Regions from separate parts of the Mus musculus genome. Here all the other regions are linked to region 1. A link is a loop called in an ENCODE intact Hi-C map of the cell type or tissue named here. Cell type or tissue: heart. All regions are shown on one strand. Each heading gives the region's core, and the rest is flanking DNA. Links, peaks and the distances in the headings are about the cores only.

What was found. Peaks named below come from ENCODE experiments on the same cell type or tissue, not always from the same donor. Only the 100,000 strongest peaks of a DNase experiment are listed, where the experiment ranks them.
Region 2: a loop joins it to region 1, with 8 times the contacts of the local background. A loop is called at or near these places in 9 of 42 quality-filtered maps.
Region 3: a loop joins it to region 1, with 3 times the contacts of the local background. A loop is called at or near these places in 9 of 42 quality-filtered maps.
Region 4: a loop joins it to region 1, with 6 times the contacts of the local background. A loop is called at or near these places in 6 of 42 quality-filtered maps.

Annotation. Positions count from the first base shown.
Region 1 is chr5:29,565,705-29,573,529 of GRCm38, forward strand. It overlaps Ube3c (ubiquitin protein ligase E3C), which reads left to right and starts at 3,538. Exons shown (of 23, transcript NM_133907.3): 1 at 3,538-3,876. The coding sequence starts at 3,811. In heart, for the core only: a CTCF peak has its summit at 3,986; a DNase peak (open chromatin) is centred at 3,407; H3K4me3 peaks cover 2,205 bases; H3K27ac peaks cover 1,591 bases.
Region 2 is chr5:29,430,360-29,438,184 of GRCm38, forward strand. It overlaps Nom1 (nucleolar protein with MIF4G domain 1), which reads left to right and starts at 4,308. Exons shown (of 11, transcript NM_001033457.2): 1 at 4,308-5,284; 2 at 5,571-5,698; 3 at 7,238-7,433. The coding sequence starts at 4,319. In heart, for the core only: a CTCF peak has its summit at 4,216; DNase peaks (open chromatin) are centred at 4,312 and 4,822; H3K4me3 peaks cover 2,134 bases; H3K27ac peaks cover 1,564 bases; H3K27me3 peaks cover 129 bases.
Region 3 is chr5:29,732,492-29,740,316 of GRCm38, forward strand. It overlaps Dnajb6 (DnaJ heat shock protein family (Hsp40) member B6), which reads left to right and starts at 3,407. Exons shown (of 8, transcript NM_011847.4): 1 at 3,407-3,625. Gm5129 (predicted gene 5129) reads right to left here and starts at 3,445. Exons shown (of 1, transcript NR_028426.1): 1 at 2,843-3,445. In heart, for the core only: no CTCF peak of the experiment used is centred there; DNase peaks (open chromatin) are centred at 3,380 and 3,930; H3K4me3 peaks cover 2,740 bases; H3K27ac peaks cover 2,118 bases.
Region 4 is chr5:29,385,381-29,393,205 of GRCm38, forward strand. Gm36086 (a long non-coding RNA gene) reads right to left here and starts at 2,922. Exons shown (of 3, transcript XR_389809.3): 1 at 2,849-2,922; 2 at 2,174-2,363; 3 at 1,480-2,054. In heart, for the core only: no CTCF peak of the experiment used is centred there; DNase peaks (open chromatin) are centred at 3,011, 3,731 and 4,191; H3K27ac peaks cover 650 bases.

The DNA of each region.
Region 1 (7,825 bases), core at 1,239-6,238:
GCTACAGGATGCCAGGCCACAGAAGTGAGCAGATCTTTAATCAGTCCTGTTCAAATGCTAATCTCTCCTGGAAATGCCTTCACAGACACAACCAAAAATAATGTTTTACTAGCAGACAACATCTAGAAATTCCTTAGCATCTGGAAACATAAAATGAACCATCCCTAGTCTATACACACCACCTGCCATGCAGTTGTAAATAATTTGTTATTATTTTAGGCTGAATTAAAATTTGTTATTTTGAGTCACACAACCACATCCACATCCACAGCATGTTGCAAGAACACTGCTTGCTACATAAACATGAGGACAAAAGTGGGAAGCATTTGTAATCTCAGGTACCTTGGAAATCCTGAATCTAGCCTCTGACTATGATTATACTTTAAATCACCATGGCTCAATACACAAATGACACTGCATTTATACAGTTATTGGTTGTTTTCTATACAATTAATATACAAAGAACTATTCACACTTTGGTTCCTGAATGCATGAAGCTGAGTCCTCAGTGCCTCAGCGGAACTCTGAAAGCATGGATAGTACTGAGCCTTATACATACAGTGTTTTCCACACATACTTGATGGGCTTGCACCTTTTCCCTCAAAAGAGGCATTTGACAACCTCACAAGCATTAAGTGAAAACTGATATGATAGCAAAGCTGACTGCTAAGTGTCTAATGGGAAGGTAACAAGTGCAAATGTGGATATTAAATGAGGGCATCATTCAGGTTATAGGAAGAACAGTAAGATTTCATCCGATTACTTAGAAAACTACTTGTGAGTTTTCTTGTATCTGGAATTTTCCATTTAATATTTTTGAACCATAACTGACTTAGGTATTTGAAATTATGTAGAAGGGGCAGATATCTGTATTTAATGTGTACTGATTATTTCTGAGTATACACCCAATGGTATCACTGCCACAAACAAGATAACAACACATTCAATGTCTCCTCCAAATAGTTCTGTGTCACCCAAACTGACTTGGGTCACCTTGTCACGTGTACTTTTGTGCAACCACTATCACAACTACTGATTTTCCTGGCACCAGAGACTATTGCGCTCTCCTCTACCTTGCCTGCAACTCTCATACCGTGGCTCTGTTCTAAATGGAATTTCATGGTACCAGTGTGACCTTTGGGCACTAGTGTTTCATCAGTGTAAAATCCTGTTCTCAAAGGCCATCTCAGGTGTTGTACAATAGTTACTCTCCTTTTGCTGTTTGGTTGTTTCCAGATTTGGGCAATTACAAAGCTGCTGCAAGTGTCATGTTCAGGTGTGGTTTCAGTCACAGCCCTCCTTACTCCTGGACAATTGCTAGTTCATATGGTAAGAATTTGTGTTTAAATCTTTATTAGAGCCAGGCATGGTGGCACATGCCTTTAACCCCAGCGCTCGGGAGGCACAGGCAGGCAGGTTTCTGAGTTCAAGGCCAGCCTGGTCTACAAAGTGAGTTCAGGACAGCCAGGGCTATACAGAGAAACCCTGTCTTGAAAAACAAAACAAAAACAAAAAACAAAAAACAAAACAAAAAAATCTTTATTAGAGAAACTGCCAAGGCATGTTGCAGGTAGTTCTGCATTCATTCTGAATTCTCAATAGAATGAGAGCTCTGTCTCCATGGCTTCCTTAGTGTGTAGTAATGTCACACCATCTGTTAAGTAGGAATCTGTATCTATAGGATTTTGATCTACCTCTTCCCCCGGCCTTTTAGTCATTACATATTTATTCAAACAATTACAAAAATATTGGGGCTCTTGTCACTGTTGCCAATACAGCACTAAACTTGAGGTTGGCAAGATGATTCAGCAGTAAATGTGCTTCCCATCAAGCCTGACGACTGAACTCACACTCTTGAATACACTTGGTAGTGGAGAACAGACTCTTATAAATTATCCTCTGACATTCAAATATGTGTACATACACACACACACACACACACACACACACACACAGAGCCAGTGAGAGAGAGAGAGAGAGAGAGACAGAGAGAGAGAGAGAGAGAGAGAGAGAGAGAGAGAGAACTGGTAAAATGATAGAACAGATGAAAAGTACCAGTTGCTTGCTACCAAGTCTTATGACCTGAGTTTGATTCCTGGTACCCATATAGTGGAAAGAGAGACAAGTTGTACTCTGACCTCCACATGCACATCATGGCATGCACCCTACCCCATAAACACTAAGTAAACTAAAATGTACATTTTTTTAATTAAAAAGAGGACTGGCTTGTATGGTGGTACAGATCTTTAATCCTAACACTAACAGGCAGTGGATAGAGGATCACTGTGAGGTCCAGGCCAGCTAGGGCTATACAGTGAGACCTTATTTCAAAAACAAAAAATTAAACTGTGCTGGAGACATGGCTCATAAGTTAAGAGCACTTGTTGCAGAAGAACTGGTTTCAGTTCCAGATCCTACATGGCAATTCCAGTTCCAAGAGATCCAATGCACTGTCTTGTACCAAGCACACACACATAATTCACAGACACGTAATATACATGCAGGTCAAATATTCATACATATAAATAAATCTTTTGAAGAAGAAACAAAAACAAAGCAAAACAAGATGTCTTCTATCATGTGCACATGGTAATGCATGTGTATGTGATATATTTATGTATCTGTATATATACTTGTGTATACACAATATACATAACATATATGTATGTACACAGAGCATATACTATATAATACTGTGCATGTACATGACATATATGCATAATATATATTTTTTTTATGCATGCCATGGCATGTATTTGTGTTAAACTCTATGTATATGCATACTGTTTTATGCATATGTATATGTGTATATATGCATGCATACATGATATATATTTATGTTGGTTTGTATGACATATGTGTATGTATATATGTTGTATATGACATCGATTCATTTACATTACTTTGTGTATATTTATGTTTGTGCTTATGTATATGTAATAGCACGTTTTTATACATGTACATACATATATTAAACATGCATAAGTGTATAGATATATGATAGGGTATATTTGTGCATTATGTATTTATGATGCATTTATACATTTGGCATGCATTTATATATATATATATGAATATGTGAATATATATATGAATATAACTTTCATTTGTTGGTGTGCATTTGTGTATTTGTATGGTGTGTGTTCACGAATACCTTTGTTCGTATAACATATATTATTCGTCTCTGTCTGTCATGGTGTAGAGTCTCTGCATTAGTAACCTGTTCCCCCACATCTAGCTGGAGGGTGAAAGCGGCCTCTTATGCAGGGCTTCCGGTCTCCAGCAGTGCGCGCGACCCGGTCGGCGTCAATGGGCGGCGGGCGGCGGAAATCGTCTGGTGGCATGACGCACGCGCGGAAGGATGTTGCACCCGCGGAGCCGCGCACGCAGGCAAGTCCAAGGGCTGCCGGGAGGAGCACCGTATTATCGATGGCGGCCCTGGCGTCGGTGCCCGCGCTCGCGGGGGCTGCCGGGAGGAGCGCCGCGCCGTCGATGACCGCGCACGTTCACGGGACCGCGCGCGCAGTGCGGGCGGTCACCATCTTGGTACCTACGGCAGCGCGGTGCAGGCGCGAGTCGGGGCGTCCCTCGCTTGACGGTGGCGCGCTGTGGATAAATAAGCAGCGGGGACAGGCCGGCCTCCAGCGTCGCCGCGCTCGCGCCCGCGTGCAGGGCGGAGAGCGCTGAGCCTCGGGGGGGGCGGCGCGGGACAGCGAGGCCGCGACCCTGCCGGGCCCCGCCCAGCCCGCCGGGCCCGCCCCCGGCCGCTCCGCTGCCTGCCGGGCCGCGCAGATGGGATAAGCGGCGAAGATGTTCAGCTTCGAAGGCGACTTCAAGACAAGGCCCAAAGTGTCTCTCGGTGGCGCGAGCAGGAAGGTGAGGCGGTGCGGCCCGAGGTGTTAACCGAACCCGGGTCTGACAGCACCCAGGCGGCGCTGCTCCGCTGTAAGGTGTGGAGCGAGCTCCAGCCGGGTGCGGCTGCGGTGCAGTCCTGACAGGTTTGTGAGGAGGCTCCAGAGGAGCGCTGTCGAGCCGCGGACTGAGCGGCTGGGTCATTCATTGCGACCTCGCGGCCGCCTGCCCAAGGGCCGCAGTTTTGACCTGGAAGCACGTGCACTGGCAGTCTGGCTGGGGGCGTTACACAGTTAGCTGTCCAGCAGGGCGAGGCAGGTGCCCCCGCCCCCATTCCGCCCTTTAAGAACTCTTTACAAGCTATAAACTTGACATACCCGCTCCTCACAAAGCTTGGAGTGAGTGCCTTGCCCTCAAGAACAGCTTAGGGAAGAGTCCCTCGTGCCTGTGAAGTGGGAGGGGGCAGGTAGGACAAGGTCTTTGTAATCTGCATCGCGCTTTAGCTTGCCCCACTCGGAGCAATACAGAGTTTTGCCTGCCTGAGGCCTGAGGCCCCGGTCGCTTTTGGACCTTTGCTTGGTGATGGTTTTGACACTGGTCGGCTTTTTGGGGCTGTCTGAAGGATGAAGGCAATCGGCCGTGATGCTCTAGGCCGAGCCCGGAATCCAGACAGGATCCCTAGAGTTGTTAAAAGGATTTTTTTTTCCCATTAGGCGAAATTTTAAAGCTTTATTTTAAAAATTTATACATATGAGTGTTTGCCTGCATGTATGTAATGTGCACCACAGGCTTGCTTAGTTCCCGCAGAGGTCAGAAGAGGGCTTCCGATCTCCTGGAACTGGAGTTAAGGACACTTGTGAGTTGACATGTGGGTAGTAGGAAGAAAACCCAGACCCTCAGTAAAAGCAATAAGTGACCTTAACTGCTTAGCCATCTCCCTAGCCCTTTAATGTAAAATTTTTTGTCTTTTTTTTTCCCCCAAATTATTGTACGTTTGAGAGCAGTGTTGCTGAGCCTTTGCTCCAGCTTCATTTTATAAAGGATTTTTATCTGGACACACATTTGTAAATGGTCACTCCTGAAAACGAATGTCCCATCCTACCCATAATTGTTCTTCACCAAGCAAACTGCTTTTCTGACCAGTTTCTACAGGTCACTTTTAACGTTGAGCTTCGTGCAAACGAGGTCAGATGAAGCTTGGTCAGCCTCTGTGCCTTGCTTCTTGAGCTAGGTGCTTTCTTTGATAGATTCTTCCATCCCACTGTGTCCCTGTTAGTTCAGGACCTGAAAAAACCATAATTAACCCATCCTGGTTTTCATGGGTGCTTTGGTGGATGTTGCTTACACTGTGTTCTGCTGGTGCACACTGCCCGTTACTTCCCGAGTTGATGTGCCCACTACCCTACAGCCAGCAGTCTGAGGGCACCACTGACTCAGATCCTGGCCAGTAAGTGATATTAAGAGTCTTTGGAATTAATGGCCATTCTAGTATACTTCATTCATGTCTTAAATTATAATTTGAAATCTTTCCCTTCTTCAGCTTAGTGGAAAATTGATCTTTTCCTTTTTCAAAGTTAATGAATATTTTTATGTTTATTATCTTTAAGAACTATATGCTGGAAAAGTCCAAGACTTGATGAGTTTATTGGGGAGTTTGTTGGGGAGATAAGATTTAAACCTTGAAAAGTTATGGTGTACTAATGACTGGTTTTTTTGTTTGTTTATTTCAATTGTTTTTGTACTTCTTTCAGGCTAATACAGAAACACAGAATTGGTTGACATGCTCTAGAAAGGTGGGAAGTAGTAGGATGGGTTTGAAGGGACAATGTAGAAAGTTTGAAGTAGGTGTGTGGTGGGTTCCAGTGCTTCAGTTCTACCATTATCTACATGTATATTGTTTGAGACAGGACCTTATACTGGAATCCGACTGGCCTCAGACTCACTGTGTAGCCCACTCTGGCCTCAGATTTATGTACAGTCCTTCTGCCTCTGCCTTCCAAGTGCAGGAATCACAGACAGGAATGCAGCAACAGGCCCAGCTCTGGGTCAGTGCTTCTGAAATCAGGATACATCCTCATGGCACAGTTTATTTGGTAGCTTTGTGTGTGTATAGAAGACTATCTTAGTAGTCAGTTTGATTGCAAGTACAAAAATCCATTGAAACGAAGTGCAGAAAAGCAAATAAACAAAAAGCCTGTGAGAGGCATGATGATATTTCATAAAATGTGCAAGTCAAAAACTGTCCAGTTTCTATGCTACCGGTACCAAGGTAGTTTAGGTCAGCTATTCTCTTTGAGTTGCATTCTTGACTTTGTCTCTGTATATAGGTCCTGTCCATTTATTTTATTCTAGCCAAGCAGTGCCCATATATGGTTTCCTAGTTGAGTGCCTTGATCTCCAAGGCAATCTTCTGGAGAGGAAATCTTGGCTGGATCATGGTTTCCACCTGTGAGCTGAGTCTCAACCTCTGAGGGGTGAGTTGAGGAAATCTTCAGTACAGATTATTCCAGGTGTGTGCTTAAGCTAGGAGAAGACAGAGGAACAGAATGCCAAGGTTCCTGTGGGGTTCAGACATGTGTGGAACCTGAGAAATCTGAGTAGACATGGAGGTATGAGGGATGTCAGTGAACCAGTTGGCTTAGTTGCTGATTCAAGTTTGGGACAAGAAGTATCCCAAGTATACCTTGGAGACCTAAGAAGACTGATGTCTGGGAAATGAGTTTATAGGAGGAAGAAGTGAGCCAGAAGTGTTGAATGCTGAATGCCTCCAGATAACACCATAATTTAGACTTGAGACTGGAAGACAGGTGACTAGTGAGTGTGCCCCTTAGGGTAACAGGAGCTGTAGTCAAGACTGCAGTTAGGCAAGGAATGGAGGGGGCTGTACAATGCCTCTCTTAAAAGACCAAAAGATTGAATGGATGTCAAGGAGAAAGAATTTGAAGTCTAAAGAAGGTTTGGGTGATAGGACAACTTGACCAAGTTTTATAGAATGGGGCAAAGAAAGATGAGGGGAGGCAAGGAGTAAAAATATAGGGAAGAACCTGGAAAAACCAGGTGTATACAGTTGAGAACTACTTTCACATTGAAAGTGAGAGTGTGTGTGGATGTAGAAAAGTTGTAGGTAGGAGGAATGACTTTAACACTACCTTTGCAGGTTTCCATAGCTATGGTAGTTGAATTATAGTCATTTCAATGTTTGCTCTTGCTTTAGCCTCCAGAGCAGGCTACAGATAGTGGAGTAGGTGGTAGAGGCCCTATGTGTTGAATTTGTTCCCATGTAACATTGTCAGCTGAAGTCCACAGTGCTCTGCATCTTAAGATTCTGACAAGTGATTACTATAATGACCTAACCCTAACCCAACATCATACAGAATAGTTCTCATTGCCTTTAAACCCCATTTCTCAGCCTAGCCACTGCTCTCCCTCTGCCTACCTTTGGTAATCCTGTCTACATAGAGTTCGCTTTCCCCAAAATGTCAGTGTTGGAATCCTAAAACACAGACTTTCAGAACAACTTCTTTCACTTTTATATGCATTTTAAAGTTCCTCCATATCTTTCCATACCTTGCTAGCTATTTTATTTCAATTTTTTAAATAATACTTACCTTATGTGCATGTGCATTTGTGTGGGCACATGAGTGCCAGAGCATACCTATGGACATCTGTGGAAGTCAGTTCTATCTCTCTTCTGTGTGGTTCCAGTGATCGAACTCAGGATGTCAGGTTTGGCTGTAAGTACCTTTACCTGCTGAGCCATTCCACTAGCCTGCATCTTATTTTGTATTAATAGTATGCTGCATATATTAAGAGTAGTTTAAGGTTTATAGAAAAATGAGTAGGAACAAAGTTCTCAAATACCTCTTCTATTTACTACAGTCTTCGGTTTCTGTTATTGATGTTAAAAAAACATTTTCTGTGGTTTGACTTTTATAAATTATCTTTTTTTTTTTCCTTAAATACAAGCTCTCCC
Region 2 (7,825 bases), core at 1,331-6,330, 140 kb before region 1:
CCATTTATTTGTATTTTTACTTTGATCTCTCATCATTTATAGAAGTTTGCCAAAATACTTTTTTTTTGTAGTCTCTCCTGAAACTTTTCTCTTATCTACTGAAGCTGTACTGTCCTTGATCTGCATTCATTAGTCCAGTGTCAGCCTTTGTCACACTTTCGGCATACTCCAGAAGGCAGAGGCCTTCTTTTTTGAATTCTCTAGGGAAAAGAATCATTATTTTTAGGAATGCCTTGCCTATAATCCCTTTCCTTTCTATTATTATTATTAATTGACTTTACATCCTAATTGGGACCTCCATCCTTCCTATCTCCCCAGTCCTACCCATACAAATCCCTCTGTCCATTACCCACTTCCATTCTCCCCAGAAAAAGAAAAGCCACACCTTAGCTACCACCCCACCTTGGGACATCCAGTCACAGTAGGCTTAAGTGCATCCTCTCCCACTGAGTCCAAACCAGTTAGTCCCATTAGGGGAAGGGGACCCAATGACATAATGGAATCAAAGACAGCTCCATTGCTCCACTGTCCTCCACCAGGTCCACGAAACAAGGAACATCCATGTTAGATCTCATTCCCCTGCCTGTCCTCTGTGGCATTCTCGGTTACCCTGAGCTAGCTCCTTGCTGTCCCCCGAGCTCCACTGACTGGCTGCCACTCATCGGTCCAGGATCTTCTAGCTTTTAGAGTCTATGTTGAAAAGTCAGGTGCAGTTCTGATAGGGTCTGCCTTTGTATGTTATTTGACCTTTTCCCCTTGAAGCTTTTAATAGTCTTTCTTCATTCTGGAGATTAATTGTTTTGATTATTATGTAGTGGGAGGACTTTCTTTTCTTGTTCTATATCAAGAACATTCAGTCCAAGGTTACCCACAAGAGATCTGCTGCACCAGAAACATCCACGGATGACCCAGCTATATCACTCCTGGGCATATACCCAAAACATGTACCACCATCCTACAAGGACACCTGCCCAGCAAATACTTGAATGGCTCTTGTGTTCCAGGAGTGAGGATGGCTGCACTGTAGAAGCAGAGCAAAACTGAATCTTAGCTTTCCTCCCTGCAGACTGTGGCATGGAGATAGCCAATCACAAAGAAGCACATCAGGACTGCTAGTGGAGCACCTACCTGCCTTAAGTAGGAGCCTGGGTTGGGGCACCAACTGGAGAAGCTGGAAGACTAAGACTGGGCAAGCAGAGGATGGTGGCACCCTTCCTATCACACTGGAGCTTCAAGGATGAGAGGAATTCATTTTTTATTTCAATCCTACTTGACAATTGATTTTGTAGATTAGAGACAGAGTTTCTAAAGACATGAAACAGGGAAGTGGCCAAGAGAGGCAGGTGCTCTGGCCCTGGCCTTGTGGTCCTCCTTCCCAGTGCCTGCCTCCCTCCATTCCAGCAAAGTGATCCTCACTCCTCCCTGATAAAAACCTAACCTACATCTGTACCAACACATTGTGTGTGAAAATCCTTTCAATCCCTTAGAGTGTCAGGAAAATCTCTCTGAAAACTGTCCTACATCTGGCTTTTTTCAGAAGAATGCTCTAGCCTCCTCCATTATAATCTATAACCTCTTCCACATTAACTTTCCTTCCTTTCATCCTCCTCCTCCTCCCCCCATCATCATCCTTCTCCAAGAAGCCAATGAGGCACTACGTAGCTAGCTTGATCACAAAAGGTAAGAACAATGTTTAAAGTGACACCTCATGATGTAAAAACAGTGACAAAATTCTAAGTCATACCACAGTGGGTGAACCAGAGCATCCATTATTTTGCTCCTGATCACAGAAAAGTCCTCCATCTAACTTTCCCAAACAGAGCCAGTATCCTCTTCCTCTGTGTGGAACTTATATCTAACTCTCCCTTTGGACAAGTCCTCCACATAATGTTCTGCAGACAGGGCCCGCATGCCTTTTGTGTTAGTTAGGGTTACTATTGCTATGATGAAATACCATGACCAAAAGCAAGTTGCGGTGGAAAGAGTTTTATTTGGTGTACACTTCCATATTGTCATAGTCAACTGAAGAAAGTCAGGACAGGAACTCAAGCAGAGCTTGAGGCAGAAACTGATGCAGAGGCCATTGAAGGGAGCTGCGTACTGGCTTGTTTGTCATGGCTTGCTTAGCCTACTTTCCTATAGAACCAGCCCAGAGATGATAGCACCCACAATAGACTGGACCCTCCCCCATCAAACACTAATAAAGAATATGCCCTACAGCTGGATCTTATTGGAGTCATTTTCTCAATTGAGGTTCCCTCCTTTCAATTGACTCTATCTTGTGTCAAGTTGACACAAAACTAGCCAGGACATCCCTTCTTCAGACAGACCCTCTATCTGTCTCTCAACAGGCTGTATTTTTATTCATTGCTTTTGTGTCTCTGTGGCAGAATGCCTGAGAGAAGCAAGTTATAGAAGAACACACTTGGTGCTGGAGAGATGGCTCAGAGGTTAAGAGCACTGACTGCTCTTCTGAAGGTCCTGAGTTCAAATCCCAGCAACCACATGGTGACTCACAACCATCTGTAATGGATCTGATGCCCTCTTCTGGTGTGTCTGAAGACAGCTACAGTGTACTCATGTACATTAAATAAATAAATAAAAAGATGAGAAGGGGGAAGAGGGAAAGGAGAAAAGGAAGAGTCATAAGAATAATAATGATGAAGATGACACTTATTTTTGGATCATTCAGATGGTCTCTGTCCATCATGAAAAGAAAGACCTGGAAGAGTGGTTCAGATGATGTCAACAGGAATATGTGTTATGGAATGTTCATGTGGCAACTGCAACTGCCCAGGCAGCAGAGACAAGGGCAATTCCAGTGCCCCCTGGCTTTCTCCTTTTCCCTTTCATTTCATCTGGACCCTGCCCATGAGATAATTAATGAAAGCACATCGGGGATGGGTATTTTTCTATCTGTTAACCAGCTAGATATGCCCCATGGACAAACTAAAAAGGAGCCTCGGTGTCTCAGGTTATTGTAAATCCAGTCAGACTGACAATGAAAGTAATCACAATAGCTTGCTTTCTGTGTTGTAACCCCCGAATTAGTGATACTAGAGAGATGTCAGTGTTGTGTACAGACAGTTTGCCTCTGCATTCCCTGCCCTCCCCCAGAAGCTCCCATCCTCCCTCTATCCTGGGGCAAGCACAATATGCAGACAACTGGTTTCTGTGCTGTGTCCTCCTGCAGCAGTCGGGGCTCCTTCCCCTTCCCCTGGCGTTAGAATGGTACTACCCATAAAACTCCCCTTAATGAAGACATTCTGAGGAGACATCCTCCTTTGTGTCTCCAAAAATCAACACTCCTGCTGATAAGCAGCAGAACTCCAGATGCCTGTCTTTGAGACCTTAGAGAAATAACAAGCTCAAGGGAGACCATGGAAAAAAGGTAAACAGAGGTCAGGTCACAGACAGTTACAACTGGCCATAAAATTAGTCCCTGAACAGACACCCATTAACACTCCCCCTTCCCGATACACTACCAATCCACCAAATGATTACAGCCCTCTAATCCCCTTTTCTGTAGGGATTCCTAAACTAAACTGTATATAAACCCAGTGTTTTCTGGACTCAGGGTCGTTTGCCAGCATTCACGTAGTGAGTGTGAGGCAGGAGAGCTGAGTTCAAACTTTAAACAATAAAAGACTCTTTCGAGTTGCAGTGGACTTTGCAATTCTTGAGCTCATCTGGATTTCCCGTGGACTCAGGGCACAACATTTGTAATTGTGATAAGCACTAAGGCCAAAAAGCAACTAAGGAAGAAAGGTTTATTTAGTTTAGACTTTCACATCAAGTCCACCTTTGAGGGAAATCAGGACAAGAACTCAAAGCAGGAACCTGGAGGTAAGAACTAAAGCAGAAAGTGGAGGAACAATGTTTGCTGAATCTCTCGGGCTCTGTTCAGCCACCATTTCTATGTGATGGCTAAAGAAACTCCATTTTTATGCCAGACATCCATCTTGGTACCCACTGTGAAACTATCTCAAAGGAAAAGGAAAAGGAAAAGGAAAAGGAAAAGGAAAAGGAAAAGAAAAAGAAAAAAAAAAAAAACCAAAAACACACAGAGAAACAGAATTGACTGCCTTCTCATGGGTACACACGCACGCAAGAAAATGCAAGGATGTGTGAAAATTTATGCTACAGCCATACCTAGGTTTTCTCAGTGCTTCCCAAAACAAAGTACAAGAGCTTCAGATTTTAAAGGACTCTACTAGTGTCTGTGACCTGGTACCCTCCTACCAGCAGAGGAAACCTCCCACCGTCCTTTTTAGTCCATTGAAGCGCGCTTCCGGAAGTCCCGCCCCTTCCGGAAGTGATGCCGCGGAACGTCCCGGAAGTTAACGGCGTCTATAGGCATGGGGCTTGTGAGTTGTGGTGTAGAGCAATGGCACATGCTCTCTTGAAACGTAGCGGCGTCCGCCGCGGTCTGGGCGGCAGGGAGGGTCCCCTGAAACGGCTGCGGCTGGCCGTGGAAGACTTCGTGCGGACTACCTCCGAGAGCGAAGCCTGCGAGAGCCGCAGCGCTGTGGCGCGCTCCCGGCCCGGCGGCCGAAAGAGCCGCAAGGAGCTTCGTAAGGAGAAGCGACACCTGAGGAAAGCGCGGCGCCTGCAGAGGACAGTAGGCTCCGGGTCAGGGGACCAAGGGGGGAATGTCGGCCTTAACGATGGCCCGGAGACTCGACGACCGCCCACTGAGGTGAGACCGACGCCCGCCAAGGCCACAGCAACCCCTGCCAAGGCCAGTGCCCCCTCCACTAACACCAAGGCCTCGGCGGCCCAGCCGAAGGCCAAGGCTAAAGGTGCTCCTGGAAAGCCTGGTCCCGCCACCGCCACCGCCCGGAAGCGGGCACTTCTAGCGGCCAACGAGGAGGAGGACCGAGAGATCCGAAAGCTGGAACGGTGCCTCGGCCTCCACAAGCGTAAGAAGAAGGGCGATGGTAGCTCGGTGCCGCTCAGCTTCGCGCGCGACGGTCTGGACTACATCCTGGGGGCCCTGGAATGTGGGAGCGGCGGCGGCCTGTACGAAAGCAGCGAGGAAGAGGAGGAAGAAAAGTTGGAGACTGGACAGACAGTCTTGGAGAGTGACCTAGAGAGCAATTCTAAAGAAAGTGAGGAGGACCCAGACTGGCAAGTGCTGCAGGAGGATCAGGAAGATGTAAACTCGAAAAGGAGAGGAGAAGCAGAAAGTGGGACTCGGGGAAATAAAGGGACTAAGAAAGTGCGTTTTGCAGAAGTTGTAGAAAAGAGCAGAAGCTCTTCGGAAGATGACATAGAACAGCAGGTATGTCACGAACAGCCTGTAGGCCCTCTGGGCTGTCATTCCAAACGGAGTGAGGGGCAGAGTACAGAACAGTATTTGCACTAACACAGTAGCAGCCACAGCCTGCTGAGGGACAGGCTGACCCAGGCCATTCTAGGCAATCATAGAGCTTCACTTCGTTAAATAGCAGTACCCTGCTCCAAGTTCTCATGGGGTTAGTGTTTGGAGTAAGTAACAACAACAACAACAAAAGATACCGGATTTTCCACTGTACATTTTTGTTTACAATTTTATTCCTGTTTTCAAGGAGAGTCACTCTGTTGAAAGTGGTGAAAAGTACATCCCTCCTCGGCTGAGGAACGAGGAGGTAATAGATGTCCACAAGAAAGAAGAGCTAGACAGGCTCAAGAAACATGTTAAAGGCCTAATTAACAGGTAACCTTACAGAAATATGACACACTATCACTTAGTTGTAGAAACTATCTGAAAAGCCAATGATGGAGGCTAGGACTATACAGTGTTTTGGATCCTTGTTCTTGGTTGACATAACGGGACTTAAATTTGAACAGGTAGGATGCTCAACTGTTTGATATTGCCCTTTCCGTGTTTGAAAACAACCCACAGGGTCATTCTGAGAAGCAGAAAGGAACAGGACATGACTCTGTCCTAGGAGCGGCCTGGCCGAAGTCTGCAGGTCTAGCCTGCAGAAGTGAACTCATCTAGTGGTAAGCAGGGTCTTCAGCCCTTGAGGCACCGTCTGTTTTTAATTGTCCATTTTAAGAATAAAGCATCAGAAGGTTCATTGGAAGCCACATGGGTGGGAATTTGTCACTTACCTTCCCTTGTTGGCTCTCTAATCTTAACAAATAAATTGGAATCACTTGTCTAAAACCTTCTCCACTTGTTTTGTGTCCCTCACTCAGCCTCATTCAGGGCCTCTTCCAAGCCCCAAAGATGACCACTGTCCTGGCCTCTAGCACCTAACCCAATTTTGTCACATTTCAACTATGTATTGTTCTTTTGTGGCTTAACTTGTTATTGTAGATCACTGGGAATTACAAAGACAGAGTAGGGAGGTCCTTAGAGGGATCACTTCCAGGCTAGATTACAGTTAAAAACAGAGACAGCTAGTGGTGTGGCTAAGTTGGTAGAGTATTCATCTAACATGAACAAAGCCTGAAGCCCTCCCTTGCTTGCCAGACCACATAAACTAGAGGTGGTGGTACGTGCCTGTAATCCCAGGACTCAGAAGGAAGAGAGAGACTGAGACCGATTCTGTGCAGTTTTGTTGTTTGAAGATTTAGGTGACTGCTACTGATATCAAGATGCATGAGCTGGGCGTGGTGGCGCACACCTTTAATCCCAGCACTTGGGAGGCGGAGGCAGACGGATTTCTGAGTTCAAGGCCAGCCTGGTCTACAGAGTGAGTTCCAGGACAGCCAGGGCTATACAGAGAAACCCTGTCTTGAAAAAACAAACAAACAAACAAAAAAGATGCATGGCTGTTCTGTCACATCTCCTTTTCTCTCCTGTGTGCTTTTATTTCTTTTTCATTAAAGCCCATAATATCCTGTAACTTTACCATTACCTGTTGTTTTGACAGCAGGTTCAGGTTTAAGCACTGGTACACAATGAATTTAGAAACTGAGTGTGTTTGTGTCATCTAAGAGATGAAACAAGTCCATGGTTTTTTCTTAACTTACCACCTAGGAGTGATTACTGACTCTAGGGGATGTTAGATCAGACTACCTGTGGGCATATGTACAGACTAAGGGAGGATCCCAGGATATGCTTTAGTGACTGTGCTCTGCTAAAATCATTTTTTCAATTATTGTATAAAAGATAACTGACATTATTTCAGGATTTAGAGTGTTATCTGAGCAGTATGCACCAGGTTTCGGAGTGGTTTCTGAACCAGAAATACACATAAAATAGTATATGCATTGGTAACACTTTGCTCATATTCCACTGCAGGTTGAGTGAGCCAAACATGGCTTCTATAAGTGGGCAGCTAGAGGAGCTGTACATGGCCCACAGCAGGAAGGACATGAACGATACCCTGACCACTGCCCTCATGGATGCCTGTGTCACTGCCTCAGCCATGCCCAGCAGACTGATGATGGAGCATGTCTTCTTAGTCAGCATCCTCCACCACACGGTCGGAATAGAGGTACAACTACACCTTTTCTCCATATCCTGACTATGTCATCTGGAATAATATTCCAGTCTGGAGTCAGTGAGTTTGAGAAGTAAAAGACTTGAGAAGCTAAGGACAGAGGACAGTGGCCCAACTACCTCAAAAGCCCTGCTGTGCAAGACTACCCTGGCTACCTTAGGAATTGTGCTTCTATGATCATCTCTCCACCAAGGGCTATACTTATTTTTACATGTGAATGTCTGAGTCCATTTTCTTGCCATTACAAAGCATAATGGATGCCCTGGACAGCTTTCCTTGTGCCCCATAATCACAGTAATTGACACTGTTCTGTGGCTGCTATGGTGCTTCCCCCATCCTATACCACACTGGGACAGTTCAGCAGACTTAATCAAAGTGGTTTTAGT
Region 3 (7,825 bases), core at 1,366-6,365, 170 kb after region 1:
CTGGTTGGAGCCAAAAGCCCAGTTTTCAGGAAGAGCTGGTTTGCTTGGAGCTCTGTCACAAGTGTGTTTCACTTTGGGGCATTTCCTATGAGTGACTGATTTACTCTTTTGGTGTCCTATGCAGGAGCTCAATACAAAGAACTTTATTAAATCTAGAGCAGCTGCCGGGCAGTGGTGGCGCACGCCAGCACTTGGGAGGCAGAGACAGGCAGATTTCTGAGTTTGAGGCCAGCCTGGTCTACAAAGTGAGTTCCAGGACAGCCAGGGCTACACAGAGAAACCCTGTCTCGAAAAACAAAAACAAAAACAAACAAACAAACAAAAAATCTAGAGCAGCTAAATTACAGAGGAACCACCCCTGTTCCTAAGTTATATGATAAATGCTTGGAGGGAAAATATAACATTTGCATCCTACTCTGTTTTCTTTTTCTCTCTTCCTTTTTGGGGGGGGGGGTTGGGGGGGGTGAGGTAGGAGAATTTTTTGGTTTGTTTGTTATCCAAGATAACCAGCCTGCCAAGATTCCACAAATCTATCCTACTTGTAAAACTTTGCAGCACATCTTTTAATCTCCCCAACCTGGTAAAATTTTGTTTGTACAAAAGCACCACTGCCTTTCTGGAACCTGTTGGCCTCCCATGTCTTTTTCCTTTCTTTGCACCAACTCTTTAAAAACTAGCCAGCTGCCGGGCGTGGTGGCACACGCCTTTAATCCCAGCATTCGAGAGGCAGAGGCAGGTGAATTTCTGAGTTTGAGGCCAGCCTGGTCTACAGAGTGAGTTCCAGGACAGCCAGGAGTACACAGAGAAACCCTGTCTCAAAAAAAAAAAAAAAACCAAAAAATCAAAAACCAACCAAACAACAACCCCCCCCCCCCCAAAAAAAAAAGGAAAAAAAAAAAAAACCCTAGCCAGCCACAAGACTGAGGTCAGATTGTCCCAGCCAAAGGGAAAAAGATACAAATCTGAACTTGTGTTATGCTTGCTAGCTTAGTTTGGGTCATGGCACACTATTCTGCAAAGAGAAATTAACTCTGTTTGTGTGTCTTTGTTGTCACTGAGAAAAATGTCTTCAAGAGATTGAACCCAGGAGCTGGTGCACACAAGGCTTGTCTGGAGCCCTGGCTTATACTCCCAGATCCATGAACACTTTTTTTCCAAATTGTTCAGTCAAGGGGTGTTGAATATGGTGGCTCTTACCTGTAATTTCTAATTTCTGGAGGTTAAGGCAAGAAGATTATCTCAAGGTTGTTGCCAGTGAGGTCTACACAAACAAGACAGTAAGACTTTGCCTCAAAAAAAAAAACAAAACAAAACAAAAAAAAAAAAAACAAAAATCAAAAACCAAAAAACAAAACAAAAAACCAGGAAATGGAAGTGATGCCTGAGGATTTCTTTTCAGAGACCTATATTTTTTTTTTCATTTTTTTTTCCGCTTTTTTTAAAAACAGAAGTCTCATTCTATATATTCTGTAGTCTTGGATGAACTGACCTCACAGAGATCCTCCACCTCTACCTCCCAAATTCTGGGATTAATAAGGTGTTCATTGGGGCTGGAGAGATGACTCAGTGGTTAAGAGCACCAACTGCTCTTCCAAAGGTCCTGAGTTCAAATCCCAGCAACCACATGGTGCCTCACAACCAACCGTAATGAGATCTGATGCCCTCTTCTGGTGCATCTGAAAACACCTACAGTGTACTTAGATATAATAATAAACAAACAAACAAACAAGGTGTTCATTCCCAGCCCCCAAAAGACTTTAATATAGATTTAATATCATGGGTCTTTTGAAAGCTCTGGGGAAAGATAAAACTAGGTCTACATGCAAACATGCACATGTCTGGAGTGAATCACATCCCCTGGAGCTGGAGTACTAGGCAGTTGTGGATCACCTGATATGGGTGTTGGGAATTGAACTCAGATCCTCTAGAAAGAGCAACTAATGTTTTTTACTGAGTCATCTCCTCAGACCCTGTGTTAGAATTCTTTTTTTTTTTTTTTTTTTTTTTTCTGAGACAGGGTTTCTCTGTGCAGCCCTGGCTGTCCTGGAACTCACTCTGTAGACCAGGCTGGCCTGGAACTCAGAAATCTGCCTGTCTCTGCCTCCCAAGTGCTGGGATTAAAGGCATTTGCCACCACTGCCCTGCGTGTTAGAATTCTTAAATGTCATGTGGCAAGAGGCTTCAGCCAGACTCTGAGGCGAGGGGACTCCTTTCCCTATTCTCTACCTTATAACTGGCTTTGTCTTTCGGCGCTGCTTCAATAGAAAGCTTGGGTTGCTGGGCTGTCAGCCCTGGAGTATGCAAGCACACACACCTTCCACTCGTCACTAGGCCAGACTCCTTGATTCCTGCCATTGAGGGTGGTAGTGGGTAAGATTGAGAGCAGAAAGGTGGAAGGAGAGGTGGAGGAAGGTAAAGGAAAGGGCGGGAACTTTTGTGCTTAGTTTTCATTTCAGTCTTGGACAGCCATCTTGTAGGGCTGAAAGTCAATTAGAAAAGAGATCTGGCCAAATTCTATGTTTCACAAAAGGGGAAGTGTAGTGTTTGGGAACCTTGGGGGCAGAACAGAAGCAAGGAGACAAGGAGCCATTCTGGAGGGTTCTATCTGGAGTTGAGTATATCCTACATGTGAGGGAGCATCCAAGGATCTGTGACTTCAGATCATGGGTCTCCACATCTTCTGTGCTTGTCCTTCTCAGGCGTTGAGAAGGTGGGCGTCCAACCATAACATTCTGAGATCAATATGTTCTCTTTCATTCTTACTTTCCAGTGCAGTGTTAGCTAACCTTTTGAAACTTACTGGGCAAGATGAAAAACTACTCATCCTATGGGTGTAAGTGGGGGTGGGGTGAGGATTTAAATGTCTATTTATTTATACAGGAGCTTATTGATTTATTGAGACAGGAGCTTATTGTGGGATCTGATGTCCTTCTCGGGTGTGTCCGAAGACAGTACATTCACATACAAAAAGTAAATACATCTTTAAAATAACCGTGTTTGAAATCTAGACCCTGGATTCAGCACTGCGAGTTGGTAATGATGAGGCCTCTCACGGTTCACTCTAAGTCGGGCCTGCTTGTTGGGTCGGCCGAACCTCGGGACCACAATTCTCCAAGTCCATAGGAGTGTGAGTCATACTACGCTATCAGGTCCTTATCTCCGAATCCACTGTGTCAGAGGCTGTGAGCGTCCTTCCTCCCAGCCTGCTTCCGGGCAAACGCAGGCTCCTTGGTTCGGCTACAGTCGCCTCAGGCTTTAGAGCCCTCCAGGCACAGAGCTTGCGCAAGGGGACGCTTCCCGCCCTATTCAGCCACCTTCGCCTATGTAAACCCTCCAGAATCCCACCGTCCTCAGCTCCGAGAATCTTCCGGAACGCTAGACCAGCGCTATCAAGTCCGACGCGCACGGAGGCTGCTGCGCACGTTAGCTTCAGGGCCGGGCGGAAGTCGACGTCGCCGGGCCGCGCCGCCACCGCGTGACGCACTTCCTGTTTGTTGTTGGAGAAAAGAAGAGAAAGGAAAGCGCGAGGAGACGCCGCCGCCGCCACCGCCACCAGCGCAGCTGTGCCACAGCCGCGAGGAGACCGGCCGCCTGACTTCCCTCCTCGCTGGCCGCCGTGTCCTCGGTGAGGGTCCGCGAGCCGCGGCGAAAAGCAGGGTTGACTACGGCGGGAGGGGAAGGCCTGCGAATGGGCTAACCCGCTTGGCTCCCGGAATACGGGTGCAGGAACCGGGTCGACAGTGGGGCCGGTACTGCTCACAAGGCCGAACGGGTTCCAGTCTAGGCTGTAGTCTTGTGTCTAGGTCTGGGGCTTAAGGTGTTCCTGGTCTGGGCCGGTTGTAGATTGGGTCTGTGGAGAGCGTTTGCCGTTCTTGGTCAGGCCTAGCTCGGGGCTTAGCTGCGGTCCGCTTCCCTAGTTCTCTGGTCGAAGGTGGCGGTTGGGTCCGGCACGCGCTAGGTCGGCCGCAGAGCTCCAGGAGTAGGCAAGGCTGGTGTCACCCAGTCCTGGCGTCCTCACTGCATTCTGCAAGCAAGGGGTCAGGTGGCCTGCGAAGAGCAGGACTCCCATGGAAGGCGCAATCACCGGCCCAGGCCTCCAGGCAGCGAAGGGGGCCGGGTGGGAAGGCCAAGGCGGTTTCCAGGGACTGTTGGGAAGTTTGCTAGGCGACCCGCCTGGCTCAGCTTACTTTTAAAACTAGTTTGATGTTGGCCTCGAAGGTTGCTTTGCTGTGGTTTACGTAACAAAGTTTATGTAACTGGAGTTTACACTAAGTCTTAATTTACTTCGGTTGTGTTGACAAGGAACTCTGCACTGCAAACTAAAAGGTCTTAAAAACTTTGGAGATGGAGTTTTTTTTTTTTTTTTTAAACAGGAGGGGTTTGTCAAGTTTTAAAAGCTTTGTTACCGAAGAAGTTGTATGTGAACCGTTGAAAGGGAATGGTGGGGATGGTCCCACCTTCTAAGGTGGGGAGTGCCTGCCCAGTGCAGCCACTTTGGTTTTTTTGTAACGTCTTTATTTGAACCTTAGATTTGTGGTTAGGGTTTACGCATTCTAGGCCGTAGAATCTCAGGACGCTCAGCTTGCTAGGGAAGTGATACCAACTTTAAGGCAACTGTTTTAGTAGAAATATTGGACATAAAAGCCAGAGGAGGGAACAACCTAAAGAACAAGCGCCCTGATATTTGAACTTAGTCTGTTCTTGTTTGTAAAGTAAACCCCACAGTAGACTTACTGATTCCTGGAAGGACTCCTTTGTTGTACTTTGGGATATCGCCACCACAGGCCGAATTGCCCTCCGGTGTGTGATTACGGTGTCATCAGTACACACACTTGGGTGGAGCTTTGGAATTAGGAAGAACATGAAAGAAATATGGGAAGAAATGCTGCCTTTTGTAGGTATGGTTGACTTGGAAGTTTCAGTCTTCTCTTCACTCTTGCCCAGGCAGACCATGCCTGTCTTTTTGTTTGTTTGTTTGTTTGTTTTTGAGACAGGGTTTCTCTGTAGCCCTGGCTGTCCCTGAACTCACTTTGTAGACCAGGCTGGCCTTGAACTCAAATCTACCTGCCTCTGCCTCCCAAGTGCTGGGATTAAAGGCGTGTGCCACCACGCCCGGCTTGCAAACTTTTTTGGTATTGTTTTGTGTACCCCTGGCTGTCCTGGAACTCACTTTGAATAGCAGCCTGATACCAAACACAGAACTCTGCCTCCTGCTGGGATTAAAAAAAGGTGTGCACCCTCTGCACCAGCCACATCTTTAGAATTGTAAAGAAGGCACTTTGTTATCCCTGTCCACTATTGGTGTGATAGCGTGTGCCTTTTACATTATTTAATACTCAAGGATGTGCGTGTACTTTTAGACCTTGTCTGATGCCTTTCTAAAGAACAAGCAAATAGAACAGAATTGTCCTTTCGACTTGGTTCTGCTTTGCAGGATTCTTAAAAACTGACACTTTGAAAATGATTGTATGTTAAGTCTTAAATTTACCCAGGACACCATCTGGTAGTGAAGGGCCTACAGTTAAAGGCAGGATTTTGTAGGAGGGATTAGAGTGGCAAATTAATATTATTTTCATGTATAGAGTTTAAGAGAGTAACTTTGGGAATAAAGTCACAGTGAGCTGTGTAGTGTTGTGTGGGTCCTTGATACCAGTAATTCAAGAGGGTGAGGTAGAATTTTAGGTAGAGGCCATCTTGGCCTGTAAAGTGAGACTCTACTTCAAGCAGTAAGCCTGAGGTTAACCAGAAACGAGCTGGTGAGAACAAGACGGAAATGTTACTGTTGTAATTGGGCTGGTGAGGTGGTTAAACACCTAAAGCATAGGAAGAAGGCCTGAGGACTAGAGTTGGAACCCAAATAAGGATGGCAGGAGGGCATTGACTCAAAGTTGTCGTGTGGACTCCACAGGTGTGCCCCTCCCCTAATGAGCGTGGGAGGGAGAAATGGACCATTTTCTCCTGAAGCCACAGTGTACTGTTTCTGAGTGCTCCCCAAGCATGTTTAAGTCTGCTAAAAATCCTTTTTTTGGAGGTGGTGGTGGTGGGGGAGCCTGGAGACTGACTTAGTAGATAAGCCAGCTAGTAGCTAGTTGGATTTGTTTGTTTCTTCAGAGACAGGGTCTCTGTAGCCCTGGCTGTCCTTGGTTGAACAGCCTGGCCTGGCCTCACAAATATCCTCCAGTTTCTGCCTCCCAAGAGCTGGGATTAAAGGAATGCACCACCATGTCTGGTCTAGGAATTTCGTTTTTATTAGATAGACCTATGGATAAAGTGTTCTGTCAAACTCTAATTTTGAGAGCTGGGTGTGGTCATGCACACCTTTAATCCCAGCACTCGGGAGGCAGAGGCAGGTGGATTTCTGAGTTCGAGGCCAGCCTGGTCTACAAAATGAGTTCCAAGACAGCTAGAGCTACACAGAGAAACCCCGCCTCGAAAAAACAAACAAACAAACAAAACAAAACAAAACAAAACTCCATAATTTTGGATGACCAAGGAAGAGCACATGACTATTTTCATATGTTGCTCCTACCTGAGAGTGCAAAATGCTAAAATACTTTTTATCTCCTAGGGTTACAGGTTCATCTAAAGAGGATTTTGTTCCATGTACTTCAGTTGGCTATAGGGTAGTTTTCTCTTAAAAGTACTCTCTAATCCAAGTCATAAAGACCTTTTCAGGCATTGTGAATAAATGCCATTGATTCTGGCTTCAACTGCTTAACTGTGATGTATTAAATAATAGTATTAAATGCTAGGGTCTTCAGAAAGGTTCCTTTATGAAACACGTGATTTTTGTCCCCTGTAAAATTTTGTATTTTGGGGGGAAAGGGGATGATATTGAACCTGAAAAAAGTTGCATGTGAGGTATAGGTGTGTGTATGTGAGGGTGTGTATGTGTGTGTGTATGTGTATGTGAGGGTATGTGTATGTGAGGGTGTCCTAGTGCTTTTGGAGGCCAGGGGTGGCCATTGGGTGTCCTCATTGCTTTCACACCTCCCCCCCCCCCAATAGAGGTTTCCCACTGAATCCAGGGGCTCACCAAATGGCTACATTGGCTGTTGAGATGTATCACACAGATTTGCCTCCAGCCCTCCTGCTCTGGCTAAATGTGGGTGGTGGTGATCTGGATCTGTTGTAACTGCTTGCTTTGCAGGCACTTTACTGCTACCACAGCCTGCTCTCAACCCCAGGGTTTTTCTCAGTAGTAAGTTTTGAGTCAGGGTGTCACTGAATTGTTCAGACTGGTCTCAGTACTTGTTCCTAGCAGGCTTGTGGTTGTGCACACCTTTGGGAGGCACACAGGCAGGCAGGCAAGGCGAATCTCTAGTTCAGAAGCTAATCTGGTCTACACAGAGAAACCCTGTTTCAAAACAAAACAACAAACTAAACCAAAACAAAAGTTGTCCCTAATCCTAGCTAAAATTCTCTTAACCCTCAAAGGTATGTATTTGTGTATTGTGTATCCCCTCACCCACTCAGGCAGATTTGACAGATGTTTAGTCTGTGGAGGTTGGAGAACAATTAGTAGGAGTTTTTCCATTTGGGCCCTGGGGATTGAATTGAGGCTTGGAGACAAGTGCTGAGGTCTGAGTATATTTAATATATTTTGGGAATTCATAAGATGATGATGATGAAAACAATGATACTGGACTTATAATTTATTTCCTTCCAAGTTAATTTGTTACTGCTTTGACCATTGAAGTTTTTGTTAATATTTCCATGGTTTGGAATTTTATTACTACCTCTGCCCCCTAGCTAGCTTTTTGTAGGACTGCCTCACCTGGCCTGGTTCTCTTCACATTTGTTTCCTGCTTCCATTGTCAAGAAA
Region 4 (7,825 bases), core at 1,359-6,358, 180 kb before region 1:
TTGTAAGTGGCTATCAATTGGAGTTAGTTTCTGGGTTAGGGATGGGAGCATGCATCCACTTCTTTCTGCTCTAGGACCCCAGCTGTGCAGGCCCTGTGCACGCTGCCTCAGTCTCTGTGAGTCAATATGTGTATTGATCTTGTTAATTTAGAGGGTCTTATTTTCCTACTGTCCTCCATCCCCTCTGGCTCTTACACTCTTTCCACCTCCTCTTTCACGGGGCTCTCTGAACCCTGAGGGAAGGGTCTGATGGAGACCTTCTCTTTAGGGCCAAGTGTTCCAAGGTCTCTCACTCTGCATAATGTCTGCATAATGGGTCTTTGTATTTGCTGCCATCTGATGCAAGAGGAAGTAGCTCTGATGATGACACAATATAGGATCTGACACACAAGAGTAGCTCTGGGAGTCTTTGTTGGATAAAGAATTAAATAAGCATATTCTGAGGCTATCGTGCATAACATAGTGAGATCTCCAGTTGCATGCTGTGGCATACACACACACACACACACAAATAAATAAAATGTAGATGAAATAAAATCTTGCATTCAAGCCAGGCAGTGGTAGCGCACGCCTTTAATCCCAGCACTCGGGAGCCAGAGGCAGACGGATTTCTGAGTTTGAGGCCAGACTGGTCTCCAGGGTGAGTTCCAGGACAGCCAGGGCTATACGGAGAAACCTTGTCTTGAAAAATCAAAAAAAGAAAAAAGAAAAAAGAAAAAAATCTTGCGTTCATCACCATGCAAAATACACAGCAAAACTACCAGGCTCCTCCCATTTTCTCCCCTCTGTGTTGGTTTGTATATATTTGGCCCAGGGAGTGGCACTATTAAAAGGTGTGGCTTTGTTGAAGTAGGTGTGTCACTGTGGGAATGGGCTTAAATGCCCTCAACCTTGCTGCCCTGAAGTAAGTCTTCTAGTAGCAGCCTTCAGATGAACCAAGCAAAGTAGACTGACTTTTGTAACATTGTATGCATGTATAGGTATGTGTCAGTATCATAAGGTTCATAGTTTTCTAAGAAAAAAAAAAGGATGCTGAAAATGTTGCATGGCGGCACATGTCTGTAACCTGTAACTCTGGAGGGTAACAAGAATAGCATTGAAAATTCTAAGCTTGAGTGGGTTATATATCAAGACTGGCTCTAAGCCAAGATGCTTAGACAGAAAGAAAGAAGCTTTAATTTCGGGTGGGGATTTGTGACTGATGTTGATAAGAAATGATCAGAGGAAATGCATGGACCCAGAACTTGAGCTGGCTCAGAGAATCATGGAGGGGTCTTCCACATCTACCTTTGACATCTGTCTCTGATTTTTTTGTTTACTGTTTTTGGTAGTTTTTTTCAAGACAGGGTTTCTCTGTGAGCCTTGGCGGTCTTGGAACTCACTCTGTAGACCAGGCTGGCCTCGAACTCAGAAATCCACCTACCTCTGCCTCCCAAGAGCTGGGATTAAAGGCGTGCGCCACCACCGCCTGACTCTGATTTTTAAAAAAGTTTTTATGTTAAGTGTAAATTTCAATGACTGATTCTCATTGAAGTATAATGAAGGATAAAACCCACAGATGGTAGTATATGTGTAACCCTTGTGAATCAAAGGCTGTGCCTGGAGGGTGACCTCTGATAGCAAGTTCAAGACCAGCCACACATGGTGAGAATCTGTCTCAAAAAAAGGAAAAGAGTGGTGTTTGATCAAGAGTCTGCTAGCAGAAGAGACAAAGAGGCATGACCAGGATACACGCTATCTGTTTGGTGCCATCAACCATGTGTGTGATTGGTTTGGTTTAATGTCTGCAGTTACGGCAGGAACAGATCCGGCAGTGCCCCATCACAAGGTCTCTAGGAGAGCAAAACCTCACTGGGCCTAAGGTGAGAGACTTGTTCAGACATCATATGATCTGCTCTCAGCTCTGGACAGCACATTTGACATCCAAATGCCTGATCCGGTGAGATTCAGCCCAAGCATGGAGAGGGCTTACTGGGTTCCTGGGGCTCACAGTGGATGATGGCAGGAAGTCGCATAAGAGGATGAGGAAAAACTTGGGCAACTTGGTGCATGATCTAGGAGAAAAACAGAATGCTCCAATGCCAGAGATGGTGAGTCAGGCAAAGGACAAGATGTTTTTCCCTGTGGTCCTTCAGACCCAGGTTGGGTTAATTAAAAGCACTGATTAACCTACCTCTGTCTAGAACACAGAGCATAGACGGAGTTCAGGCATGCCCATCTACAAAGTTCTCACATATGCCTTGGGAATGAGTACTTCAAAGCCAAATGCTGAAAGTCTCAGGCTGGAAAACACTCCAACTGGTCAGTTGGCCTGTAAATGCTCCAGGAAACTGTCCTTCACAGTAGCTTTTGAAGTATACTTCCTGAGAAGAAAGATGGAAGCAGCAAGGAAGGCATGTCAGAGCACTGTGCCTTTCTCCCCCTCTTCCTTGGATCTGCTTCCTGTTGTTCTTTGAGCAACATCTGTGGGTAAAGTTCTTCTGGAATTCCCTGAGCATACATAAGCATTTTGTAGCTTGTCATAGTGACTGCAAACTTGCTTAATGATACACTTTGGCTATTTTCCCATCTATAGCGTCCAGATGATCTCCTCCTCCTCCTCCTCCTCCTCCTCTTCCTCCTCCTCCTCCCTCTCCTCCTCCTCCTCCTCTTCCTCCCCCTCCTCCTCCTCTTCTTCCCCCTCCTCCTCTTCCTCCTCCTTCATGTTTGATCAGTAGTCCACTCCACTGGCTAGCTGGTGTGGCTGTATTTACTTAACCAGACTCAGGTTACTCTCAGTTCTTGTCGGTTTTGATTCCACTAAACAATGCCTGAGCGTTCATTCTACTCTTGACTCACTTGTACAAACCTTGGAGGGACTCTTGGGATGAGGCTGGGCATCCTGTGGCTTCTGGAAAATGCTTCCCAAGGAAGCGGCTCCCGGGCTCCTCCCCAGTGGAGTAATCAAAGGGTCAGACCAGGCAGGGCAGGAAGTAGAACATGAGATTTTTTTTTTTCAGTTTCACTGGCCCCTGGCCAAGTGGAGCAAAGAAGTATCTATAGGAAGCTCAGAGAATTTCCCCAGAACTTCACATGTATTGTTCCCCTGAGGCAGCCAGCCCAGAGCCTAGCCAGGAGCATCCATTAAGCATGAAGTCAGAGTCGTAGGAGGGCCAGAATCAGCTGGAGTTGGCCCTTAACCTAAGCGAGCAGAGGAGCTTCATGCCCCAGGACACAGGATGAACCCAGGTGTCTGAGGCCGGAGCTCCAACCCAGGAGGGAGTGGGCAGGGGGTTAAATTGCTGAAACTTTCCTTGTTCCAGACTCGGGGTTTCCTGATTGTACTCAATTGCATTCTTTCCAGGCCAACTTGATGTTGTTTGTCTCTCTCTCTCTCTCTCTTAGCCCTGTTTCCAAGTCCTGATGACACATGATTGGAATTGAGCTGGAAAAATGGCATAGTTGCAACATCTAAGCCTTCTTGGCCAAAGAGGGGGGATGTCTTTAAATGAGGCAATATCTTTTAGTCAGCTCTTGGCTCTGAGGTTACAAGACAAACCATCAGACAAAAACATGTGAAGAAAATATCTGAGAACAGGCTCCTCTCCACTCTGAGTACCGCAGGGTCAGGACACAAAGCACAGCAACCTCACTCCTCCCACAGGCCTGGTTCACTCTTGAGAACCAGTTCCCAGCTGCTGGCTGTAACCTCGGCACTAAGCAGGCATCTTTGCAGAGCCTGGGCAAGGGGGCTGGAAAGTCTCACTGAGCTGGCATACGAACCTTGATGGAAAGATCTGTGTCTGCTTTGTGTTCACATGCTATGGCGTTCCAACACACCCTGCCACTCTCAGCCCTCCAGCCCTGTACCCATCTGCAAATTGACTCTCCTAGGAGTGTGCTACAAACCCTGTGTTCAGGCAGTCCCTGAACCATGCCCATCACACACTGACTTTAAAATGAAGATGCCAGATGCTACTGAACTAGCCCTACATGCTTCACAGAAAACATCACTTCCAAATGGACTACAAATAATGTACAAATGCCGCCAGAGAGCAGACATAAGGGACTAGGTGAGAACCTAGCTGAAGTTTCTTAGATCATCCCATTCCTTAATTGATCTAGAGAGGGAGCAGCCAATTTTTTTTGTGTGCAACATTTGTGGGTGCTTAGGGGCAGTGGTAACACGCCGGCCAAGGAGCACCGCTAGGGGGCGCGAGCGCCACACGCAGTACTGGGGATCTTCGAAGACCTGTCCTTTCTTTCCTGAAAGAGTGCCAAGCTTGCAGACAAGAGGCCAACGTGAATTAAGAATATTAGAATAATTTCAGCCAAAAACTAATGTTACTTATCACACTTAACATTTAATAATTCCTAAACGGCCTTGGAGTTGGAATCAACTTGGATCGGAGAATCTTTCGTGCTTCCTTCCTTGCCCAGCTGCAAGAAGCCAGGGCAATGAACAGAGCTTTCTGCTCCTGGACTGGGGTTGTTCTGAGGTCCCCAGTGCTCTCTGTGTGGATACAGAATAATGGATCACAATGGTTCTCTGCAGAAGTAACTTTAAGAGAAAAATTTATCCTCTTATTTTACCTCCCAAACTAGATGCATAAATTGAAGTCAGTCATTTTTAACTTTATGTAGTATCTTACAGATGTCCTCAGCACATATTATTTAATTTCACAATAATCCAGCAAGTAAACAAAGACTGTAATCAATACTTGCAGATGAGGAAACTGAAAAACAATGAAGTGAAATATGGTGCCTGGAATCTGCTGCTGACAAACAGCAGAGCCTAGAAAGGGCACATCTCAGACTAAGCCAGGAACTCTCTCACCTGCCCTCATGGCTCCAGCATGGAAGTGGACGACATGCAGGCCAAACTAACACAGAACAACCCTGAACAGCAAACTGTGTGTAGGATGAACTAGAGACCCCTCTCAGTGGTTTACAGCACTTGCTGCTGTGGCAAAAGAAGTAGGGTTCAGTTCCCAGCATCCACTTGTTACAATTCTCTCTCCACAAGATCTTCCTACTTCCTCAGACACAGAGCGAATTTGGTGCATGTACATACACACGGACAAACACTTATACTCATATAATGGATTTTAAAAAGAACTAGCCTCAGCAATAAAAAAAAAAACTATGTGAGAGAAGACAGTTATATATACGTATATATACACATATATATGTATTATATATAGAAAATGATATTGATATGTATATGTATATATGGAGACAGCCCTAAATATGGCTCTGTGTGTAGATACAAGCAAACAAAGGCACAAGCACATTTATAATTATGGATATAGATACTATCTATACAGATATCTATACAGATACTGTTTTAGGTGTAGTTATGTATTGATAGATGTGTGAATACAAAGAAGGGCACAGATGCACACATCCCATTATGCTGGCCACACTAAACACTCTAATCCACAGCAGGATCACACCTGTGCACATATCCCCACCCCTGACAGCCTCCTCAGTCCATGGAAGTTCCAAGTTAGGGAACGAAGTGTATGATGTATCCCAGAAATGATGTCTGTGAAGTTAAGAATGCTGATTGCTGAACCCACTGTTTTGTTTTGTTTTTGTTTTTGTTTTTTAAGACAGAGGATCACAATGTAGCTTTGCCTAGCCTGGCACTAGATATGTAGACCAGGCTGGACTTGAACTCGAAGAGATCCACCCACCTCTGCCCCTCCCCCACAGGGTACTATAATAAAAGCCACAATGACTAGTCAAGCCAACACTTTATTTTGTTATTTTTCTTATTCTTGATTATATTATTATTATTTTATATTTTCTTTATTTACACTTCAAATTTTATTCCCTTTCCTCATTTCTCCTCCAACCCCCCCATCCCATCCCCCTCCCCTTGCTCACTACCACACCCACTCCCGCTTCCCTGTCCTGGCATTTCCCTATACTGGGGCATCAAGCCTTCACAGGACCAAGAGCCTCTCCTTCCATTGATGACTGACAAGACCATCCTCTGCTACATTTGCAGCTGAAGCCTTGAGTCCCTCCGTGTGTACTCTTTGGTTGGTGGTTTAGTCCCTGGGAGCTCTGGGGTACTGGTTGGTTCATATTGTTGTTCCTCCTATGGGGCTGCAGACCCCTTCAGTTCTTGGGGACCCTGTCAAGCCAACACTTTAATAGAGAGTTTCAAATGCTCCTTATTCTTGTCATCAAAGTCTGCTTTTTCTGACTAGAGAATGTAAGGAGTTTCTGGGTAGTCTGGGATACTAATTTATAAACAGGCTTTGCTTGCCTTTCTATACATGAGGATAAAAGTTAAAACTCAAAAAAGCAAACATGTTATTGTATGTTTTTACTATTATAAGATGAATTCTATTTTGGAGATACACTACCCTTCCAGCCAGGGTAGATTTTAAGATAATTATGTGTTTGTGTCTTCAGTAATGTATCTGCTATCAGCTTATTGCATTAAAGGTTTGCTTGTGAATTTGAGATTATGTGCTGATTTATAGCCCTTTCAAATAAAAAGGATTTTCTTCCTTACCTTTTTTTTTCAAAAGTACTTATGATTTCCTCTGTGTGAAGATCCATTTGCCATCAATAACCCCCTCTCTTCTGAGACCTTCTCAGATAAATCCAGTCTGACATTCCTATAATGGGCAAGGCAGAGGAGGGCTTCATGAATTACACCAGGCCAGTGTGTGAGAAACCCCCATCCCACAATTTATGAGTTCCCAATGTTCCCAGGGCATGCTTTGGTATTCTGAAGAGAGAAGTAGGTGTGTTTACTAAACTGACAGCCCAGACAGATGTTTATTGAGCACTGAAGATGGCTGATATCAACACTCATCTGTAATCATGATTTGGCTCTACCTACAATGCTTACTAATCACATCTGACTGTCACTCAGGCAAAGGTGCTCTGTGCTTGGTTTCTCTGTGTAAAAACTTTGTTCTGGCATCCACAGTAGCCTCAGACTAAGTATAGGCCTAAGCCAAACTTGCTACCTTACAAAGCTGGTATTTTATCATGTCATCTGACAGTGTAGCTATGATATAGGCCAGTAACAATTTTGTCTGAAAGATTCTATAGGGAGTAGAGGGTGGGATTGGGGCTAAATGATGTACATTGATTACACTGGATGAATTCAGGAGATAACTTAACTTTCTGCCCTGTAACTTTATCATTAACTATAGAGTATAGTTTTTTTTTTTTCATTTGCTTGAGACGGGGTAGCCCAGGCTGGCCAAGAACTTTATATATAGCCTTGGATTACTCATCTTCTGCCTCTTCCTCCTGGGTGCTGCAATTTCAGACATACAGTACCTCTTTATGCAATGCTGAGGACCAAATGCAGGGCCTTTAAATACATACGCGCGCGCGCGCACACACACACACACACATACACATACACACACACACAATTTTTTAATTTTGTAACTTTGGTCTGGATAGATGGCTCAGCGGTTAAGAGCATTTGTTGTTTTTCAGAAAACCTGAGTTCAAGTCCCACGCCACATGGCAGCTTACAACCATCCATAACTCAAGCTCCAGAGTATCCAATGCCCTCTTCTGCCCTCAGTCGGTATCAAGCACATGTTGCACAGACATACATTCAAGCAAACCACTCATATACATAAAAAATAAATAAATCTAAAGAACATTTAATATATATAATTTTAACAATCAAATCATTGAGAACTTCATACATGCATGCAATGTATTTTGATCATATTTACCCCTAGCTCTCTCAGATTCACCCTCCACATCTCCCAACATAGCATCCTATTTTTTTAAAAACACACCAAAACAATTTGTGCTGCCCATGTACTCATAGCTGAGATTCCATCTGCTGAAG